Regions from separate parts of the Homo sapiens genome. Here region 2 is linked to region 1. A link is a contact called in ENCODE Hi-C or POLR2A ChIA-PET data. All regions are on one chromosome and are shown on one strand. The core of a region is the stretch at or near the end of the contact, and the rest is flanking DNA. Distances in the headings are between cores, read along the strand shown.

The links. Hi-C counts contacts between places; a loop is a spot of excess contacts on that map. ChIA-PET counts read pairs that join two places held with the same protein, here RNA polymerase II (POLR2A). Pooled maps may share reads with other maps.
Region 2: a map of endothelial cell of umbilical vein shows a loop between it and region 1 (5-fold over the local background). The contact joins two enhancer-like sites. A Hi-C loop is called at or near these places in 6 of 168 maps with a recorded cell type or tissue (PC-3, endothelial cell of umbilical vein, heart left ventricle and 2 more) and 5 of 50 pooled maps. POLR2A ChIA-PET finds 5 or more read pairs at or near these places in 2 of 52 experiments (AG04449 and HEK293).

The regions. Positions count from the first base shown.
Region 1 is chr14:31,873,575-31,879,698 of GRCh38, forward strand. No RefSeq gene overlaps it. Among named protein-coding and RNA genes, the nearest start is that of LINC02313, 68 kb to the right of the region's middle. Within about 2 kb of position 3,862, at least 2 of the 41 ENCODE cell types and tissues checked have a DNase peak (open chromatin) inside an H3K27ac peak, as active enhancers do; they include endothelial cell of umbilical vein, where a contact is called at or near this core.
Region 2 is chr14:31,923,813-31,929,936 of GRCh38, forward strand. No RefSeq gene overlaps it. Among named protein-coding and RNA genes, the nearest start is that of LINC02313, 18 kb to the right of the region's middle. Within about 2 kb of position 3,896, at least 11 of the 41 ENCODE cell types and tissues checked have a DNase peak (open chromatin) inside an H3K27ac peak, as active enhancers do; they include endothelial cell of umbilical vein, where a contact is called at or near this core.

The DNA.
Region 1 (6,124 bases), core at 2,612-5,111:
TGAGGACACTAAACTATCACAAATAAAGTAAGTTTTAATAAGAGCCAGAATTCAACTTTGAGTATATTAGTTGTTTTAAGGAAATGGATTGGAGAAATAAGATCTAGAATCAGGTGTGAAGAATAGATGGTTGAATATGTTAATATGAGCAAAGAAATGAGAGGATAGGAGCAGACCGAAATGATATACATGGGGAAACCAGTCTACCTAAGAGACATGGTTTCATATTTGAAAGTAACAGGTAATAGGATGGAAAAATAGGACTAATCAGACTGAATAGCATAAATAACATGAAGTGCAGTTTGACCTTGATACAATGGACAGTCATAAGATTTTTTAAAATATTTTTTATTTATAATGCCTACCTTTCAAACTTCCAGACAAAATTTAAAATGTACAAAAAGGGATTTCATGAAAAGTAATTCTCCCTTTTAATAGAGCCTAACAAACTGATTTAAAAATTTATGTGATGAGCAAAGGTCCAAGAATAGCTGAGAAACTCCAGAAGGGGAAGGAAGGGGAGAGGGAGCATTCCCTATCAGATAACAAAGACTTACTGTAAATCTATAATTATTAAGACAGTTTGATATTGATACAGGAGAGTCCAGAAATGATCTATGCGTATTTGAATACTTGACTTATGACAAAATGGGGATTGAAGATCCTGAGGAAACAGTGCCCGGATAGTTGGTTATCCAAGGGGGAAAACTGGAACCCTACTTCGTGCCATACAAAAAAAAATCAATTTTTATGGCAAAATTATGAAATTTAGAAGAAAATATAGGACTTGTCTGACTTTGGGAAGGAAGAATCTCTTAAACAAGATACAAAAAGTGCTAATCATAAAAGGTTGATAAATTCGTCTACATTACAATTAATATCTCTTCAGTGAAGTACATCATATAATCACGAACTGGGAGGACATTTGAAGTGCCTATAACTATCAAAGAGCTGGTCATTTGGAATAATTTGAGAACTCCTACAAATCAATAAAGAAAAAAAGGATAATATAACTTAATTGAAAACTGAGCAATAGAAACAAACAGACATTTCACAGAAGAGAAAACATGAATGGCCAATAAATGTAAGAAAAGAAGCCAATCCTAGTACTAATCAGGAAAATGCAAATCTAAAGCAATGAGGTACCATTTTACACTCACTAAATTGTAAAAATTATGAAGTCTGAAAAAGTGTGAGAAGCAATGTGTTTCAGACATAGCTAAAAGGAGTGGTAAAGTGGCACAGTCATTTTGGGGAACACTTTGTTATAATATTCAAGTCACATAACTTACTGTACTTCTGGGTATTTCCTGGAAAATTTCTTGCACATGTGTCCCAGAAGACATATATAAGAATGTTCATAGTGACACTGTTCAGAGTAGCAAAAACCTGCAAGTAACCCATTTGTCTGGTGCCATGGTTAGAATGTTTTTGTCCCCTTAAAATTCATATGCTGAAATCCTAACCCCCAAGGTGATAGTATCAGGAGGTGGGGACTTTTGAGAGGTGTTTAGGTCAAAATAATGGAGCCCTCATGATTGGTATCAGTGCCCTTATGAAAGGAACCCCAGAGAGCTAGCTAATCCCTCGTTTCTACCATGCGAAGTTATAGTGGAAGACAGCCATCTGTGAAGTGGCCCTCACCAGACACTGTAATCTTGGACTTCCCAGCCTCCAGAACTTTGAGAAATAAATTTCTGTTATTTACAAACTACCCAGTCTGTGGTATCTGTTCGGGTAGCAGCCGAACAGACTAAGACATCAGGTGACAGGAGAATGGATAAATTCATTGTAATATAGTCACACAGAATATTATACAGCCAGTGATAATGAACGACAGCTCTTTTTAAAAATTGATGAATCTTAGAAATATGATACGTGAAAATTGCATGTTTCAGAAGACCATTTTATAAAGCTCAAAAATAAGAAAAACCACCTAATATATGGGTTAGCCATGTATATGTGATTAAAAAAATTTTTAAACCTATGGGAATGACAAATATTAAAATCAGATAACAGTTACTTCTAGGGCATGAGACAGGGGCGTGGGCTGGAAAGGAACACAAGGGTAGATATGGTGTTGGTAAACTAGACTTTTTTTAAGTTGGGAGGGTGGGTGGGAGTCGTGGGTATTGTTTGTTTTTTAACTCACTTGTATGTATTCTTTCGTATGTATGAAATATAACAAAAATATCATTTGGAGAAATATGTACACCCTCCTCATTCAACCACCCATTTCTCTTCTGCAGAGGCTTGTTATTTATTAATTATGGAGCATCCATACAGTGGAGTATAATGCAGCTATTAAAAAACAATAAACAGCTTCCAACATTCTGAAATGGAACGATCACTGGGTTACATATTGTTAAGAGAAAAAAATGTGTGTGGAATGCTACCATTTACATTAAAACGTGCACATACACATATATTTGTGTGTGCATACACCAGCTGTCTCTGTAAGGTTACCAAGAAACCGGCAGTCATAAGTTCTTGACTCTGAGTATGAATTATAGAAACCATATGTAGGAAATGAGGTGGTACCTGCAAGGTGGTGGGGTTGGGCTGGGCCAAAGGAGTGTCGTTCAGTAACAAAACCAGGAAGAACCGCTAGTAAATCATCACAGGATTCAGCTCTGAGGGAACAAGGATCTGAGAAAGGGTGATGGCTGTGGGGCTGCAAGGTAGAGCATACGGATGTTATATATATATTTTAATGCCTTAAATGGTTAAACAGTTCAGTCTGCACAATTACATAATATAAAGCCACATATCTAATCTATTAAATGCAATGTATTTTTTTTATTAATGATCTGTTCAAGGTGTAGTCATAATGTCTTCAAAAGGGCTTGTGGAATCTCCGTTTGTATCAAAACCAGGAGAAATCTCTTCAAAATCTGAAATTCGTCCAGATTTACTCCACATAAACTACTTTTTGACCTTTCATCTTGAGAAAAGCATAATTTCTGTCTTTGGTGGGAATATAAAAGTGTTTGCCTCCTAATGTTTCCTAACTAGCAATGCCAAAAAATACCCTTCTAACTGGATGTTTTAAGTAAAAGTACTTTTAAGGCAGAAAGTAGATATTATAAGATTTATTCTCTTGTCATCTATAATTAAGTTTAATGAAAATACTATATTTTAGTTCATTCAGGCTGCTATAACAAAATACTATAGACTGGGTAATTTATAAACGACAGAAATTTCCTTCTCACAGTTCTGGAGGCTGAGAAGTCCAAGATCGGGATGCCAGCAGATTTAGTGTCTCATGAGGGCTTATTTTCTCTGCTTCAAGATGGTGTCTTCTTGCTGCATTCCCACATGGCAGAAGGCGAAGGGGGTGACCGAGCTTCCTCAGGCCTCTTTTATAAAGGCACTAATCTCATTTATGAGGGTGGAGCTCTCATGAACTAATCGTCTCCCTAAGGCCCCTCCTCTTAATACCACATTGGAGTGTTAATCTTGGGAGGACACATTCAGACTGTAGCATGCTATAAACTTTTTCTTCGTCCCAATTACATTATGCTGTGCATTTTTACATACGTATAGTATTGGATTGGGGACTTTTCTTAAGCTGTGCCGTCGATATTGCCATGCCCATGTGGTTGCTAATTTTCAGCAGAAACTGCTGGCACCCTAACATGAGTCCTGTCCAACTTTTCTTCTTTCCCACCCCTCATCCCTCCTTTCTTCAGCACTTTTTGCTGTCACTCTTCTTGCAGTTGTTCTTTTTGCCAAAATAAGAGCAGGAGCTAGTTGTACGGAGACATATTGACTGTAGTGTGTGTGGCTTTCTGCTGTCCTGTTTCCACGAGCTTAGGAGGGAGTCGTCACTCTCACCGGTACAAATCGATTACTTCTTGTTGGAGTACTGAGCCTTTGAACATCTGTTTTTCTTTACGTCATTTATGGGACTCAGAGATCCACTTGAAGTTTTTTTCTGTCTTCCCACGGGGATTTTCTAAAACTTGTGTTATTTCCTGTGGCCCAGAGATTGTTTCATTTTCCTGCAAGAGAGGGGAAAAGGATCTAAATGCTTCCTGTGATTGCATAAAGTTTATTTTAGGAACTAAAATCTGCATTATTTTTTTTCCTATTGTACACTGTTTTGCTTGCTGAAGAATTTCTGGGGAATATTGGGCGATGTTTACTTCTTGCACCAAGGCAGTGTTTCCCTTACTGACTAGAAAGGTTTACAGTCAATATTCTGTGGCCCTCGAGTTGGAAGTCCAGGTTTGATGTGTTCTGTGGAGGAGGGACAAAACATTTCTCTGAATTTCTCTCCTTTGTCAAGTTGCTAGCGTTCAAGATTGTTGCCTGAAACAGCATTATTTAGTCTCCCTCTACACTGACCAGTTTTTATAAATACTGTGCATAAAGTCACCAATAAACAAAAGTATGAAAACCATTTATTAGCTTATGTGTCTTTTTATGGTGAGGAAAGCTTTTACCGTCTTGAATTAGCAAGTATAGTAATTGTTTTCTGTTGAATCTGAAAGATTTCTTGTCTTTTGTGGTGAGGAATTTTCATAGAAACAATCTTTTTATATCTATCTGAGGCTTCTGATTAATAACGGTTTACAGTGAATTATCAAAATGAAGATTCATAATAACCATTTATTATTAGAAAAGGGTTGGACACAGGAACTCTTTAGTCAAATTTCTTTTTATAAAATGAGTATTGAAAGGATGGGAAAATATGCCATGTAAACATTTAGGCTGGAACCTGTATAATCCACTTTTGTTTCTGAATGATGGATTTATTGCCATGCTTTTTAGAATGCTTTAGTGTCTTCAGCTTTTAGAAACAAGTGTGTATGTGACTTGCTTGTGCATTTTCTTTCTTCTATTTTTTGAGACAAGGTCTCACTGCAACCTCTGCCTCCCAGGCTCAAGCTATTCTCCCACCTCAGCCTCCCTAGTAGCTGGAACTATAGGCGTGTACTACCATACCTGACTATTTTTTGTATTTTTTGTAGAGACTGGGTTTCACCATGTTGCCCAGGCTGGTCTCGAACTCGTGAGTTCAAGCGATGGGCCCCCCCATGGCCTCCCAAAGTGCTGGGATTATAGATGTGAGCCACTGCCCCTCGCCGCTTGTGCATTTTCTAATAGCATCTTTTCCAAATGCAGAATAGATGCTGCCACTTCAGTTTTGGTTTCACTGAACAACTCTGTTAATAAAGATCCTTATTGCAAACCAATTTTCCTTAACAGTTCATAGCCACTCTAGCATGCTGTTATTTAAGCAGTAAATGAAGGAGTTATCAGTCCCCATGTAAATAAGATTAGTCACCATCTCCAAAATTGGTTTGAGAAAGGGGAGGGGATTGATTTCCTGATGATATGCGAGAACAAATTATGGGAATAATTTCCTCTTTGTGTAGTTAATTTATTTGTGCTTGAAAATACTTTACCAACATGACTTCTTTCCCCATATTTTTTCATAAGTCGAAAGGCCTCATTTTTTCCAGGTGGAACAAACAGGTTTGGAAACTTCAATAAATTTGCCTAGGTAAGACCATCAAAGGAAAACATATTCAGGAAGTCAGGACAAGCCTTTATTAGCTGGAAGAGCCCACAGTATTAAGTGGATATCAATTGATGTGGGGAAGACTCTATACTCATTGCCCTACATTATCCATCAAAATTTATTTGCTTTACTTTCTGGAGTACTAGATATGAATTTGAAAGGACATTTTAATTCAAACAAGTATTCCAGATAAATTAGAATGAATTTGAGTGGCATTCTTGTTGAATTAAACATTAATCAAGAATATAATTTTGACTTATTTTATTTATTTACCATTTCCCTCATTTGGAAGATTTGTTTTATTTTATAGCTTTAAAGAAATACTTAGGCCGGCCGGGCACAGTGGCTCACGCCTGTAATCCCAACACTTTGGGAGGCCGAGGCAGGAGGATCATGAGGTCAGGAGATGGAGACCATCCTGGCTAACACGGTGAAACTCCGTCTCTGCTAAAAATACAAAAAATTGGCCGGGTGTGGTAGCACGCACCTGTAGTCCCAGCTATTCCAGAGGCTGAGGCAGGAGAATCGCTTGAACCCAGGAGGCGGAGCTTGCAGTGAGCTGAGATCGCACCACTGCACTCCAGCCTGAGCGAC
Region 2 (6,124 bases), core at 2,646-5,145, 50 kb after region 1:
TTTTTTTTTTTTTTTGAGACAGAGTCTTGCTCTGTCACCCAGTCACCCAGGCTGGAGTGCAGTGGCACGATCTCAGCTCACTGCAATCTCTGCCTCCTGGGTTCAAGCAATTCTCCTGCCTCAGCCTCCCGAGTATCTGGGACTAGAGGGGTGCACCACCACACCCGGCTAATTTTTGTATTTTTAGTAGAGACGGGGTTTCACCATGTTGGCCAAGCCGGCCTTGAGCTCCTGACCTCATGATCCACCTGCCTCAAACTCCCAAAGTGCTGGGATTACAGGCATGAGCCACCACCCCTGGCCTCCCAGGAGTAACATTCTTATCCCCACTGCTGGTGACAGGGGAGAGCTGAGTTCTAGATTCCAGTTAGGCAAATCACATAACTTCTTGCGAGATGGCTATCATATTTGACTTAAGAAGAGTTTTGTGAGGACTGCTCAGTACTGGTGGCCTGCCCTGGCCAGAGGGACACTTTCCTTTTAGCCAAGATCCTGGAATGCCATTTCTACCTTTTTCACTCAGGGTGCTGTCAGCTCTCCTTGTGCTGTACTAAGATTATAATGTCCTCACCTCCTAGGATAAAACCTAGTGCAAATATATACAGCTTTGGATTTGGAGAAGTGTTTCATCCCAATGGAAGAGGAAAGGAAATGAGTTTTAAAATTCTCTGAACATTGAGTTGTTGTTTAACTCTATGCTTCAATTGGGTAGCAAGAAACTTGGATAATGAAAAAGTTACAGATAATTCTAAGTCACCAAACATTAGTTAAGGGCCTACTGAGTGCTCCACACTATACCAGGTACTAAAACATGATAGAATATGATGTCTACCTTGGCCTCAAGAAGCCTGTGGTCTGATAGGAGAGCACATTTAGACTTAGAAGTACCAGGAGTACAGAGTAGGGAGTGTTTAGCTGTTAGAAGGAAAATAAAAACAGGGAAGACACCGCTTTTTAGAAGAGGTGACACCTGAGCTGGGCTTTGACAGATAAATTCTTAGCAGAGGAAACAACCTAGGCAAAGGTATGGAGTATGAAAAACAGCATGGTCGGTTCAGAGAAGGCATGGTTGAGGCAGATGGGTCTGGAGAGGAGCAGAGATTGTCATGGAGAGCCTGGTGCTAGGAGTTTGGACTTTATCCATTATGGAATGGGGAGGTCATTGTAAGGTCTTAAACCAGGCAGGGACATGGTCAGTTGGACATGAACCATCAGCCTTATGTGCAGGAGATTAACTAAATATTCCTATTCCAAACATTTGTGTTGGACCTTAGCATACACTAAATAGCTTTCCAATGTGCTTTAATTTAAATAACAGTGAAATTAATTATATGTCAGTCAACAGACAGAAACCACATCAATTATTTTAACAGAGAGAATTTAATATAAAGAATTGTTAACTAGGTGTGGAGGAACTGAAAAGACAAAGAGTACATTACAGTATTCATGGTGGTAGTAACTGAAGGACAGCCCTAGAACTAGAGGGACATGGGAAGAGGTCAGAATTATTAAAACTTAAAAAGCTTTGGGGGATGGGGAGGATGGTGGTGGGGGTTGTACACTATGAAGTTTGTGAATATTAGAGAAACTGCAAACTAGAATCAACTGTTGCTACCAAATGAACTGCCTCTGCCAGGGTAAAGAAGTAGACTGCAGAGGCAGTGACAAGTAGGAAGCAACCAGAAAGCAAACAGAAAAAGGCAGGTTCCTTCTTCCTTTTCCAGCCTTACTGTCTCTGTCTAGCACTCCTTGACAGAGCCTACTCTGGAGCCAGCAGGCAAGAGAGTCCCAGCCCAGAGCCACAAGTCAGAGCATAGAAGTTTAGAGCTGAGAGATTATAGTTTCGTAACTAGCACGATTGCCATTCCCAGAGTGGATATCAGTGGATTACAAAAAACAGGACAGGCATCCTAGGAACTAAAGATTTCCTAAAACATTAACAGGTGTTCAATCACATTTTAGACTTATATTCATCATTATCTATGGATGCTACAACTGTCTTTGTGACCTCTGATTCTCATTTTCTTTAATGCGTGAAGACTTACTGCATAGGACTTATTCACATCTCACCACGCAAGACTGTTGGCTTGTAGACGATGGAATTTTAGGTGTAAGAAATGAATGGGCCTAGCACGTCAAAAAGTGAGCAGTGTCATCTTGGGCCTACAACATTGCACCTCTCTTCTCAGTCATCTTGGATTATCTGAGGCATATATGTCATTGATAGAAAAATCTTTACCTCCTTTAGTTCTTCTACTCCATTAATGTCCCTGCAAGTACTCTGCTTAAAGCCTAGCTTTTTGTAGGCCTTTGTACTTGTTTGTAGAATTAAACCCAGGTGTCTTGGAGTCATGTGGATTAAACATTTGGTTATGTGCTGCTTGTGTTTTTCTCCAGATGATTTCTATACCTAAGTCTTGTCATACCCACTAGGTGGCAGTCTTCTTGACCGCAGGTCTGTGTGGTGGGAAAGCACAGATTTAGAATCAACAGCACAAAGTTCAAATCCCAGTTCTGACACTTACTAAATTAGTGTTACTTAACTAAAGTTAGCAAGTGACATAATCTAAGTCTTAGTCCCTCATCTGCAAAATGGTGGACAGTATCTGTTTTCATTAGGTTGTGCTGGTGAAGTGAAATGATATCATAACATAGAACCTGGTACTTAATAGGTGTTAAATGACAAGCTTACCTTTTCCTTTCTTTATTTTCTATCTCTGTAACATATCTTTTCATACCAGGAATGTGTAATATTGGCAACCTGACTTACCAAATAGAGTAGCTGTGGAATCCTTTTAGGAGAGAAACTGAAATATCTTTATACAATGTCCCTTCTCCCCAGGCACCTAGAACATTGGGTACACCAATAACACTTTAAAATATATATATAATGATTGGAACTATTTCTAAAGAGGAAGGTCATCTTCAGTGTATGTAGACATGAGCTGCCGGATATTCTGTCAGAACAATAGCTATTCATTGTGTTAGTTTCAAAGCTGGCTCCGACAAGCTAGTATTTCAGTGTTATTCCCACACAAACAAATCTTGAGCAAAATTTCCATGACCCAATAGATTGGTGTAAACAACTCGCTGCAAGAACTTTTTACATGTAAACCCATGTCATTCATTCAAATGTTCAGTGCTTTCAGGGAGTTTTGTAAGTGCAGCCTAAGAATTAATGATTTTTAAAAAAGCAAAAACAAAAAACAAATGCTCATCAACCCCTACCCTCAGGATTGTGTTTTGTTGCAGAGTATATGCGGTAAATAGCTCAGTTCCTCCCACCATAGCTGTAGATGGGAGACACAGCCATCAGATAACATAGTCTGATGGGAAAGTCCTTTAAAGGCACTGAAACATTAACAGGCTGGCCGAGGCGTGCAGGCTGCCAGAGGTCCTGACTCCTGGGCCAAAGAATAATGACAGGCTTTCTATTTTTAAATAATAGTTAGCATTTGATAGCACTTAATATTTGCAGTGACCTTTACAGCTATTGTTATTAGTTATTCCTCCCAGCAGCTCTTTGAAAAAAATGACACAACTGTTTTTACTCAACTCCCCCAACTCCTTCTCCTTCCACTGCACTCACAGGATCAGTGGGGTTCTCAGCACATAGTGATGACATTTGCTTAGATGTAAGCTCCATTTCCTCATGAGCAGTGATCTCAGTGATAAAGAATCTTTTCAAGTCAAAACAATATTAAATACGGTGTGTTTTCATATATCCCGTGTGAGTCAGATCATGTCACTTCTCTGCTGAAAACCCTGCAATGCTTCCCCATCTCACTCAGTGTAAAGCCACGGTCTTTACAGTGGCCTGGAAGACTTGTATAATCAACCCCTCCTTCACTGCTTGCACCGACCTCACACTCCTCACCCCCTCCCCATCTCTGCCCTAGTCACATGGGCCTCCCTGTAGCAACTCCAGCCGCACAGGCTCTTGTCTTAGGCCTTTGCCCTGGATATTTCTTCTGCCTGAAATGTTCTTCCTTCACACGTGGCTGCCTCTGACACCTTCAGCTTTTGCTTAGATGTCACCTTTTCAATGAGGTCTCCCCTGCCAACCTAATTTAAAACTGCAGCTGTGATCAAGTACTTATTGCCTCCTAATGTACTATATTATTTACTGAGTTACTGGGTTTACTGTTTATTTTCTCTCCTCCACAAGACTGTAAAATCCACAAAAGCAGAGATCTTTGTCCATTTAGTTCACTGCTATATACCAAGCACCTAGAACAATACATATAGAAGGCATGTAATAAATATTTGTTGGATGAACAAATGCTGTTTCTCTAAAGATTGTTGTAATAGGTTTGACCTGTAGACTTAGAATGCATCTCAGTATGTGGTTTATCTTTATATTCCTTAGCAGTAGTTCCTAAGCTTGTTTTCCAACCATAGCAAACAGTTCATTTTGATAGTAATTCTGTAGAGCTAAATGAAGCACACAAATTCTAAAGGTTGGAAGGAAGTGCTGCAGCAAAGAAATGGATTTTGTAGGTGTTATAGTCCAACCACCCATCTATTCTAATCCCATCAACTGCATCCCCATGGGGCATTGTATCTCTCCATCTTTACAGAAAGGGAGAAGAGGACAGAGGTAAAAGAATAGGTTCTGTGATCAGGAGGCCCTGTCATGTAATTCTTGTTCCACCCATGTCTACTGTGTGACCTTGAACAAGATACTTTAGCCTCTTTCTGCCTCAGTTTCCTCATCTGTAAAATGGTGATAGAAACAACTGCTACCTCATAGCCGGTTTTTTCCCCTAACATTTTTTTTTTAACTGTGGTAAAATACGTATAAAATGTACCATCTTACTCAATTTTAAGTGAACAGTCTAGTAATATTAAATATATTCATAATGTTCTGCAATCATTACCACCATCCATCTCCGTAACTCTTTTCATCTTGTAACATGGAAACTCTATACCTCTTAAACAATAACTCCCATTTCTACCTCCTCCCAGCCACTGGGAATCACCATTCTACTTTCTGTCTTTATGATTTTTTATACTCTAAATGCCTTATATACATGGAAAATATAGTCTTTTTGTGACTGGCTCATTTCACTTAGCATAATGTCTTCCAAGTTTATCTATTTTGTAGCATATGTCAGAATTTCCCTCCTCTTTGAGGTTGAATAGTATTCCTTTGTATGTGGTGTGTGTGTGTGTGTGTGTATATATATATATATATATATATATGCCATATTTTGTTTATCCATTTATTCATCCATGTACTATTGTGTTGCTTTCACATTCATAGGGTTTTGTGATGATGAATGAGCTAAGGGAGGTAGAATTTGGCATATAGTAAGCACCAAATAAATACTAGCTGCTATTATTATTATTAATCCTGATTTTTAGAAAGTCCTTAACATTAAGCTTATTTCAGTTTTATTAAGTTATATACAACTGATATAACCCATGATATAACCCACTTTAATGACCTGGGGAGTACAAATAATAGATATATCTTTTATTCCCCTATTAGTTGCCAGAACATCTTCCTGATAATACTAATAGGAAGCCCAGTATCTCTCTCTTAAGGCCCTATCGCCTCTCACCTCTTCTAAACATCCAAGATTGCCAAGAACACTCTGGTCTTCATTCATTCCAAAAGGGCTAAGTCCCAGTTCTAAAAGCAAGCGGAGAAAAAACTGAGCAGTCCAAGTGGTCTGCCAATATTGCTGCTTCTTCCTGTGGGGTAATATTGAAAACTGGCTCTACACAGGCCAGCAGCCACTTCCCCACTGCTGCAGGGATTCTCTCACTGACTTAGGTCTTCTTCATGGACCTAGGACTTGGACTTCAAGATTACAGCTCTTTTAGTTCATAGTGCTCAGTCATTGTTCTCAAATCACACCCACAACCAGAAGAGTTTCTAGTCTCAGCCATGGGATACATGGGACCAGCCTTCTCACACCTCTGTACCCTTAATCCTGCTGGTAACACTGGATCATCAGTCTAGACTGTCCCTTTTCTCATGGTGAGTTTCCCCTTTGGAATTTTTGATGTCCTTTTCTCCTCCAGGCTTCTTGTGGGGTCTATCCTAACCCATCAGGAAGGTTCTAATAATGTCTCCTGCTAGGAGGCTCCTTGACCTCCCTGCAATTGTTCAGCC